2 separate regions of the Homo sapiens genome follow, and region 1 is linked to region 2. The links are chromatin loops, found by intact Hi-C in ENCODE. Cell type or tissue: B cell. All regions are shown on one strand.

Evidence for each region. Peaks named below come from ENCODE experiments on the same cell type or tissue, not always from the same donor. Only the 100,000 strongest peaks of a DNase experiment are listed, where the experiment ranks them.
Region 1: it touches region 2 in a loop (9-fold over the local background); 1 of 110 quality-filtered maps calls a loop at or near these places.

What each region holds. Positions count from the first base shown.
Region 1 is chr3:57,981,848-57,986,847 of GRCh38, forward strand. LOC105377104 (a long non-coding RNA gene) reads left to right here. Exons shown (of 4, transcript XR_940874.3): 3 at 2,498-2,623; 4 at 3,408-4,781. Among named protein-coding and RNA genes, the nearest start is that of FLNB, 24 kb to the right of the region's middle. In B cell, no CTCF peak of the experiment used is centred here; DNase peaks (open chromatin) are centred at 894 and 2,144; H3K27me3 peaks cover 443 bases.
Region 2 is chr3:57,668,871-57,673,870 of GRCh38, forward strand. It overlaps DENND6A (DENN domain containing 6A), which reads right to left. Exons shown (of 20, transcript NM_152678.3): 2 at 3,530-3,568; 3 at 3,386-3,428. Among named protein-coding and RNA genes, the nearest start is that of DENND6A, 22 kb to the right of the region's middle. In B cell, no CTCF peak of the experiment used is centred here; DNase peaks (open chromatin) are centred at 2,487, 2,781 and 4,501; H3K4me3 peaks cover 865 bases; H3K27ac peaks cover 3,732 bases.

The sequences.
Region 1 (5,000 bases), 310 kb after region 2:
CTGACCTTTCCCTGTCTCTGAGGACCTCTCCCCACTTCCCTTTTTGTGTCCACCCTACAGTCCGAGCATTATTCATGCCCAAAATATCTCAGAAAGCCACAACAGCCCTGCTCTCCACCCAGGACTACAGTCTCTTGGCCTGTGTTCTTTTATTTATTTATTTATTTTTATTTATTATTATTTTTTGAGATGGAGTCTCACTCTGTTGCCAGGCTGGAGTGCAGTGGTGTGATCTCGGCTCACTGCAAGCTCCGCCTCCCGGGTTCACACCATTCTCCTGCCTCAGCCTCCCAAGTAACTGGGACTACAGGTGCCCGCCGCTACACCCAGCTAATTTTTTTTTTTTTTGTATTTTTAGTAGAGACGAGGTTTCACCGTGTTAGCCAGGATGGTCTTGATCTCCTAACCTCGTGATCAGCTCATCTCGGCCTCCCAAAGTGCTGGGATTACAGGGGTGAGCCACCGTGCCCGGCCACTTTTTTTTTTTTTTTTTTAGTAGAGACGGGGTTTCACCATGTTGGCCAAGATGGTCGCAATCTCTTGACCTCGTGATCCGCCTGCCTCGACCTCCCAAAGTGTTGGGATTATAGGCGTGAGCTACTGCGCCCAGCCGCCTGTGTTCTTTTAAAAGGTCGTCTTCCTTCCTGCCCTTCATCACTTGCCCTCCATGGCCCTTCATGGCCCCTCTGCTTCCCTGGACAAAGCAGAGATGTGACTGGTGTTCCCAGCATTTGTCCACAGACACCATTTTCCTCTCAGGCCCTGAGGTGCTGGACTACAGAGCCGGCCTCCCAGCCACCTGCCATGAAAACCTCACCAGGACCAGTGGGACTCTGTTAAATCTGTTAACACCCCCACTTCGGCCTGCCCTAGACAACAGCTACATCTTGGAAAAAGGAAATGAAACTGGTTTAAAACCTCTCCCAACTGTTCAGAAGGCTCAGGCCCCATTTCCAAGACAGAAGGAGCCAGACTCTTCTGCGCATGTCCCTTTATTTATAGTCACCAGATCCTGGTCCCAACGATCAAGGCTCCTGGGTGGGGATGGTCCTGTGTGATGTATGCAGCACACTCAATGCCCCCCACCATGCCCCTTCAGCCTACACCACTCACCTTAGCCGCCAGCAGCCATGACTTTTTTCTTTTCTTTTCTTTTTTCTTTCCTTTCCTTTTCTTTGATTTTTTTCTCTTTCCTTCCTTCCTTCCTTCTTTCTTTCTTCTCTCCTCTCTTTCTTTCTCGCTCTCTCTCTCTCTTTTCTTTCTTTCTCGAGACAGGGTCTTGCTTTGTCACCCAGGCTGGAATGCAGTGGCAGGAACATGGCTCACTGTATCCTCGACCTCCAAGGCTCAAGCGATCCTCCTGCCTCAGCACCCCAAGTAGCTGGGACTACAGGAGCACGCCACCACACCCAGCTCATTTTTGTATTTTTCGTAGAGAGGGGGTTTCACCATGTTGCCCAGGCTGGTCTCAAACTCCTGGCCTCAAGAGATCCACCCATCTTGGCCTCCCAAAATGCTGGGATTACAGGCCTGAGCCACCACATCTGGCCATGCAGCCGTGACTTTTTCTGATCACAGGAGCTGGCTGTGCTTGCACACATGGTCGGCCGGAGGGTGGTGAGTTAACAGCCCCTCCTCAGTAAGCCCTCAACCAATGACTACTGGTAAATGCAGGCCCCAGCCCTTCAGATGCCTTGGAGGGTACACTCTACCTGGCCCTTAGGTTCCCCTGCAGGATGGAGCTCCAGCTGCTCGCAGGAGCAGCCCACTCATGAATGCACCTTTTGTGGGCTTCCTGTCTTTCCAGCCTCACCTCCCACCTCCCTTGCCAGCACTTCTTGGAATCATTTCCCAAATGAATAACTCCTATGTGAATCCTGGACTTGGGTCTGCTTTTGAGGAAACCCAAACTAAGACAATATCAAGTTGCCAACATTTATTGAGCACCGTCTCTGTGCTAAGCATCGTGCTCAGCATTTCACAAGTCTTAACTCATTTAATCCTATGACAGCCAGCACTATGAAGAAGAGACCGTTATCATTTCCGTTGTACAGACGTGGAAACTGACTCAGAGCATGGGCTTGAGGCCAAAGGCCTCTTCCACTCCACCCATCCTCCATCAGCCTGAATTGCTTTCATTTCCTCAAAATGCTGGGCTCCCACACCTCTTGATCTCTGCACTCTGGGGCACAGGGAGGTTAAATCACTTGGTGACACAGCAATTTAGAGGCTGAGCTACCCAGATTCAAGAGCCATCTCCAGGCTCAGAGCCCACATACTCTGCCACTGTGGTAAGCAAAATATTGGCCCCTCAAGGTATCCAAGTCCTAATCCCTGTAACCTGTAAATGTGACCTTACATGGCAAAAAAGAGACTTCACAGATGTGATTCAGTTAGGGCCCTTGAGATGAGGAGAGTATCCTGGATTATCCAGATGGGCCCCATGTAATCACAGCAGGCTCTGTAAGAGGATCTCCTCCTCCTGTCTGTCTTTCAGACAAAAGAAGATAGGATGACAAAGCAGAAGACCAGAGAGAAAGAGATTTGAAGATGCTACCCTGCTGGCTTTGGAGATGGAAGCAAGGGCCATGAGCCAAGAGGTGTATGTGGCTTTTGGAAGCAGGTAAAGGCAAGGATAGCCCCTGGAGCCTCCAGAAGGAGCCAGCCCTGCTGACGCCTTGACTTTAGCCTAGTGAAACTGATTGCTGACTTCTGGCCTCCAGAATGATAAGAGAATACAGTTGTGTTTTCTTGTTTGTTTGTTTTGAGACAGGGTCTTGCTCTGTCACCCAGACTGGAGTGAGTGGGTCCATTTTGGCTCCCTGAAGCCACTACCTCCCAGGCTCAAGTGATCCTCGCACCTTAGCCTCTCGAATAGCTGGGACCACAGGTGCACACCACCACACCCGGCTAATTTTTTTTTATAGATGGGGTCTCCCTATGGTGCCAGGGCTGGTCTCAAACTCCTGAGCTCAAAGGATCCTTCTGCCTTGCCTCCTAAAGTGCTGGGATTACAGGTGTAAAGCCACCTCCACATCTGACTCAGTTGTGTCCTTTTTTTTTTTTTTTTTTTTGTCAAGATAGAGTCTTGCTCTGTCACCCAGGCTAGAGTGCAGTGGCGTGATCTCAGCTTACTGCAACCTCCGCCTCCTGGGTTCAAGTGATTCTTGTGCCTCAGCCTCCTGAGTAGCTGGGACTACAGGTGCACACCACCATGCCCAGCTAATTTTTCTATTTTTTAGTATTTCACTATGTTGGCCAGGCTGGTCTCAAACTCCTGGCCTCAAGTGATCCACCTGCCTTGGCCTCCCAAAGTGATGGGATTATAGGTGTTGAAGCCACCACGCCTGGCCTAGTTGTGTTCTTTTATGTCATGAAATTTGTGGTAATTTTTTTTATTAAAGTAGCCACAGCAAATTAACACAACCACGGAGCCAGTCCCCACAGCCTGGTCAGGTGCAGCATGATTCCAGACAACAGCAATGAGGAAGCCAGCCTTGTGGAGCTGATGCCTGGCAGAGAACATCACTAAGCAACAGGCATCCTGAGTGCTTGGGTTTGAGGCCCAGCCTTGCTATCTCCCAGCTGTGTGATTTGGACCAAGTAACTCGATCTCACCTCACCTGCCTGATGAGATAACAGGATTTTGTGAGGTTTATATGTATCTTTGGCTCTTGGAACAATGTCTGGCACAGAGTAATTTACAAGGGCTCAGTAAATCTGTCATTTATGGCCTCCCCATGTCAGCAGCTAGGTGGCTGGCCACAGCCCTCGTGGTGGAGTGAGGCTGGGATCTGGGGCTGGCCAATGAGAGGCCCAAGTCTCCTTGACTGGGGGATCAGCCATGGTCACCAGAACCAACTCACATCAGCCCTGGACTTTGGCTGGAAGTTCTGGGAAAGAGGTGCTCTCTCCCTGTTGGGATCTTGTTGGGATTCTCGAGGAGCTCGGCCTGGAGAAGATGGCGGGCATTTTTGTCACCACGAGGGGACAGCCTGCCTGAGAAGGAAGCCAACAGGAAGGAAGGTGGAGACCAGGATGGAGCAGGGCAGCTCTTGATGACGTCACCAAGGCCCTAGATCCAGACTTGCCTGAACCACCCCTTGGACTGTCTGGTTCCAGGAACCAATCACTACCCCTTTTTGCTTTAGGAGTTTTATCTGGGTTTCTGCCACTCACAACCAGGAGAGTCCTGACTGATAGACAGGGACTCAATGAACACATGTTGATTGAGTGACTGAGTGAGCATTCAGGGCTCTGGCACTGTCCTGAGCCCAGTAAATTTTGGGATGATTGTGTGGTAAGTGTCTCGCCTTCCTGTAGGACCATAGGGACTTGCAGGGGATTCTTCATTTGACTTGGGAAGATGCCTTCTTCGTCCTCCCTGCTTGCAGGGCTTGGCATCGAAGTCTAGGTTCCTTCAAGAGAAGGCGGAGGTACTGTGCACCTGGCCCAGGAGGCCAAATCCCTGTTTTCTTCTCTCTGACCCAAATTTCCCCAAACAGCGAGGTCTCAGCTCCACTTGGAGAGGGGAGATGGGAAAGAGGCTGGCTGCTAGAGTCCAAAGCAACAGCCCAGGAAATAAGGGCCTTTATTAGTCCCATTTTACAGATGAAGACACTGAGGCCAGAGAGCCGAAGTTATCTGTCTTCAAACCCAGGGCCCACCAAACAGAACTCAACTCTATCCTTGCTTCCAAACCACTGCTTCCTCCTCCTTAGCCATTTTCCATCTGGTGTTGGCGTTTTTTTTCCTGGCTTTCTTGCCCTGTCATATTTGGATACTCTGTTTTTGTTTGTTTGTTTGTTTTTTGTTTTTTGAGATAGAGTGTCGCTCTGTCGCCCAGGCTGGAGTGCAGTGGCGCAATCTGGGTTCACTGCAACCTCCGCCTCCCGGGTTCAAGTGATTCTCCTGCTTCAGCCTCCCGAGTAGCTGGGATTACAGGCGCCACCACGCCCAGCTAATTTTTGTATTTTTAGTAGAGACGGGTTTCACCATAT
Region 2 (5,000 bases):
CAGTAATCCTTTTTTTTCTTGAGATGGAGTCTCACTCCGTCGCCCAGCCTGGAGTGCAGTGGCACAATCTCGGCTCACTGCAACCTCAGCATCCCTGATTCAAGAGATTCTCCTGCCTCAGCCTCCTGAGTAGCTGGGACTACGGGCACACACCACCACGCCCAGCTAATTTTGTATATTCAGTAGAGATGGGGTTTCACCATGTTGGCCAGGCTGGTCTCGAATTCCTGATCTCAAGTTATCTGTCCGCCTCAGCCTCCCAAAGTCCTGAGATTACAGGTGTGAGCAACTGCACCCGGCCTCCAATTTTCATTTAATAAACACATAAAAAAACCAAACTGTATGGATAACTACAACTGAAAATAGCAATTTCAAATATTTACAAAACATATAGTCTCTTGCTACCTAGGACAATGATGATCTGTTAAGACAGCAAAGTGCCTGCTTTCAGGTCTTTTGTAGATTTTCCTTGTACCAACCATACTTCAAGTCACAAGAACCACACTTCATTTGATGTGCAGCACATAAAAAAAGCATTAAATAATATCTATGAGAAAAAAATCAGTCAGGCGTGGTAGCTCACACCTCTAATCTCAGCACTTTGGGAGGCGGAGGTGAGCGGATCACAAGGTCAGGAGATCAAGACCATCCTGGCTAACACAGTGAAACCCCATCTCTACTAAAAATGCAAAAAATTAGCCAGGCGTGGTGGTGGGCACCTGTAGTCCCAGCTACTCGGGAGGCTGAGGCAGGAGAATGGCGTGAACCCGGGAGGCAGAGCTTGCAGTGAGTGGAGATCGCGCCACTGCGCTCCAGCCTGGGCAACAGAGCGAGACTCCATCTCAAAAAAAAAGAAAAGAAAAAAAATCAGCCGGGTGCAGTGGTTCACACCTGTAATCCCAGCACTTTGGAAGCCTGAGGCAGGCGAATCACTTGAGGTCGGGAGTTCATGACCAGCCTGGCCAACACAGTGAAACCCCATCTCTACTAAACATACAAAAATTAGCCAGGCATGGTGGCAGGCAAAGGTGTCCCAGCTACTTGGGAGGCTGAGGCAGGAGAATCACTTGAACTGGGAGGCGGAGGTTGCAGTGAGCTGCGATCGTGCCACTGCACTCCAGCCTGGGTGACAGAGCAAAACTCCATCTCAAAAAAAAAAAAAAAAAAGAAAAAAGAAAAAAAAAATCTGTAGGTCATTCATAAGCCAAAAGTACTTAAAAATTTTTTTGATAATGACACATGCAGAGGCTATAAAACTAGATATAGGCTATCTAAACACCACAGAATTAACTTCTTAGCCTTGATGTATGCATGCGGGGGACTTTTCCTCTACCATCTTAGGTTCACTAACTGGGGCCTGTGAAATAAACAGACAACAGATTAACGAGAAAAGATTTAGTTCGAATGCATACAAAGGCTTCAGAGAAAAAAAGTAAAAACCCAAAGAGGTGGTTAAACTTGGGAGCTTAGATACCATTTTAACAAAAGAAACTAAAATGCAGACAAAGGAAAAAGGATTTGGACTTCTAGGGGTGGTAATCTGTGGGAAGGTAAACATATGGGTAAAACTAATGAAAGATAAGGGTTATTTTAGCAAGGCTTATTTATGCAGAATTAAGCTGGTACCATCTCCAGTGATAAAGAGTTTTCTCTGGTGATTCAGAATTTTCTCCTCTTCCTGGTATGGGAAAGGGAAGGGGTGACACCTTCACAAAAGGAAATGTATGTCCTGCTTTTAGGCATATAGGGGGAGGGTAAAGGGCTCTTTTTGCATCTGCTGTTTCTCAGTTGCCTTCAACTCAAAATAATTCTTAAGCCAAAGTGGTATATTTGGGGGTGGTATATTCTGATCCCCTTCATGCTCATATAGAGAAGTGAAAAAGAGAGAGGAGCCATGACAACCAGCTATGATCTGAAAGAGAAGAGCATCCAGCATAATTCACTGGGATTCCATGCAGAAAGTCAGTTCATTCTGCAATCCATACAACTCAGCTTACTCTGAGACCTGGAAATCTAACCCATCACAGTATATAAGAAGTGTATGTACAGATTTTATAAGAAAAATGTTAACTGAAATGAAGATACATTCCTACAAGACCTCTGCATCATTATTTCATAAATGGGTCAAAAACACCAAAATAATTCCAGGTCAGAAAAAACCCCTTACTGGGATCTCTAAAAGGCAGTATCTAATTTACCAAGATACCACTTTTCTTTCATATAGTTCACCAAAGCTGAGTTCCAAATGGATAGGAAAAAAATTCTGGAAGCATTTATACAGAAAGGAGAAAATGCTAAAAAAAATTTTGTTTAACTGTCAAATCTCTCAAATCAGATTAAATGAACTAACTAGCACAATATTAGAAGTAACCGGCCGGGTGTGGTGGCTCACGCCTGTAATCCCAGGACTTTGGGAGGCCGAGGTGGGCAGATCACGAGGTCAAGAGATCGAGACCATCCTGGCTAACATGGTGAAACCCCGTCTCTACTAAAAATACAAAAACAAAAAATTAGCCGGGACTGGTGGCAGGCGCCTGTGGTCCCAGCTACTCGGGAGGCTGAGGTGAGAGAATGGTGTGAACCCGGGAGGCGGAGCTTGCAGTGAGCTGAGATCGCGTCACTGCACTCCAGCCTGGGTGACAGAGCGAGACTCCATCTCAAAAAAAAAAAAAGGAAGTAACCACAAAAGGAAAGAAAACTAGACTGTCTCTGCTATAGGGTTATAACTGTGTGTGGCCTGAGAAGCTAAATGTTTTGGTCACTATAAGCCAAGAAAAGCTAGTTTGAAAGTGAAACACAAGAGGTAACCTGAAGGATGTCAACGATTAGGACCACACAAAAGGAAGAGCTTGAAAGAGACTAACAAAACCAAGCTCAACAATAAACAGACCCTTGTATGTTTTTTTCTATACACCAAGCACTACGCCAAGGCTTTACCTATATTAACCCATATAAACTACTGCACGTAACTTATGGCCTTGCTTCCTAACCAAATTTATCCTGGCTTTTTTTAGGTTCACTGCTTTTACAGAGTTCCTGGTAAGCTCCCAAATTCTGAACTGAAAGTAAACTACATACTATATAAACTATTTAATACATACTCCACGAATCCCAAATATACCAATGTCGCTGATTTTCAACCTCTTCACTATTTTAAGAGTTTATTGTTCCTTGATGGTTTACCTCATCACACCATAACAGTTATTTTAAGAGTTGAAGCTACTAAAATCAACGATGACATGACTAGGCATCATTAAAATAGGAATAAAAATCATTGATCTGTTTGCAATCTAATATGCTATTTCAATCAATTTTCATACATTAACAGTATAACCAGTATTCTTAGTATAAAATTAAACAGAAACACTGTATGAAAAACAGTTACCTGAATTTGAATCTGGAAAAGACAAATAGCAAATATTGGTTTTCTGAAAAAGAAAACAAAAGTGATGTATGCTGACACATACATAATCAATAAAAACAAACAGAAATATAACAGTAAACTATACAGAGCAGTATTTTTACTTACTTCTCTGTCAGTAAGTTTGGAATGCTGAGGATAAATTACCTGGAAGAAAAGAGTTAAATTTTGTTAAACATATTATAAACATTAGTTATAAACATATTATAGGCCAGGCACGGTGGCTCACGCTGGTAATCCCAGCACTTTGGGAGCCCAAGGCAGGCGGATCACTTGAGGTCAGGTGTTTAAGACCAACCTGGCCAACATGCCGAAACCCCGTCTCTACTAAAATTACAAAAATTAGCCAGGTGTGGTGGCATGCACCTGTAGTCCCACCTACTCGGGAGGCTGAGGCAGGAGGATCACTTGAACCCGGGAGACAGAGATCGTAGTAAGCCGAGATCATGCCACTGCACTCCAGCCTGGGTGACAGAGCAAGACCCCGTCTCAAATCAAACAAACAAACAAAAAAATATATATATATAACATTAGTCTAAAATAGTAGTTGGTTATGGTCAAATCACTTTCAGAAATAGTTCACAGATGCACGGATAAAGAAAATGCAGTACATATACATAATGGGATATTATTCAGCCATTAAAAAAATGAAATCCAGGCCAGGCATATTGGCTCACACCTGTAATCTCAGCACTTTGGGAGGCTGAGACGTGCAGAGTTCAATACCAGCCTGGTCAACATGATGAAACCCCATCTCTACTAAAATACAAAAATTAGCTGGGTGTGGTGGCTCATGCTTGTAATCCCAGCTACTCGGGAGCCTGAGACATGAGAATCACTTGAACCCAGGAGACGGAGGTTGCAGTGAGCTGAGATTACGCCACTGCACTCCAGCCTGGGCGACAGAATGACATTTCGTATCAAAAAAAAAAAAAAAAAAAGAAAGAAAAAGAAAAAAAAAAAATAATGAAATCCTGTCATTTGCAACAGCATGGGTAGAACTGTTAAGTGAAATAAGCCAGGCACAGAAAGACAAATATCACATGTTCTCACTCATATGTAAGGGCTAAAAAGAGGAACTCACAGAGATAGAAAATAGAATAATGATGGTAAGTTACCAGAGGCTGGGAAGAGTAGTAAGAGTTTGAGAGGGGGGAATAAAGAACGGTTAAGGGCTACAAAAATACAATTAGATAGAAGGAATAAGATCTAGTGTTTGGTAGCACAATAGGACAACCACAGTTAAAAATAATTTATTGTGTATTTCAAAATCACTAAAGAGTAGAACTGGAATGTTCCCAACACAAAGAAATGATAAATGCTTGAAGTGATGGATATCCCAATAACTCTATTTGATCATTATACATTGCATGTCTGCATCAAAATATCACATGTACCCCATATATATGTGCAACTATTATATATCCACAATAATGAAGTTTTTTTTGTGCTTTTTTTGTTTTTGTTTTTGAGAAGGAGTTTCACTCTTGTTGCCCAGGCTTGAGTGCAATGGTGTGATCTTGGCTTACTGTAACCTCCACCTCCCAGGTTCAAGTGATTCTTCCCCTCCCGGGTTCAA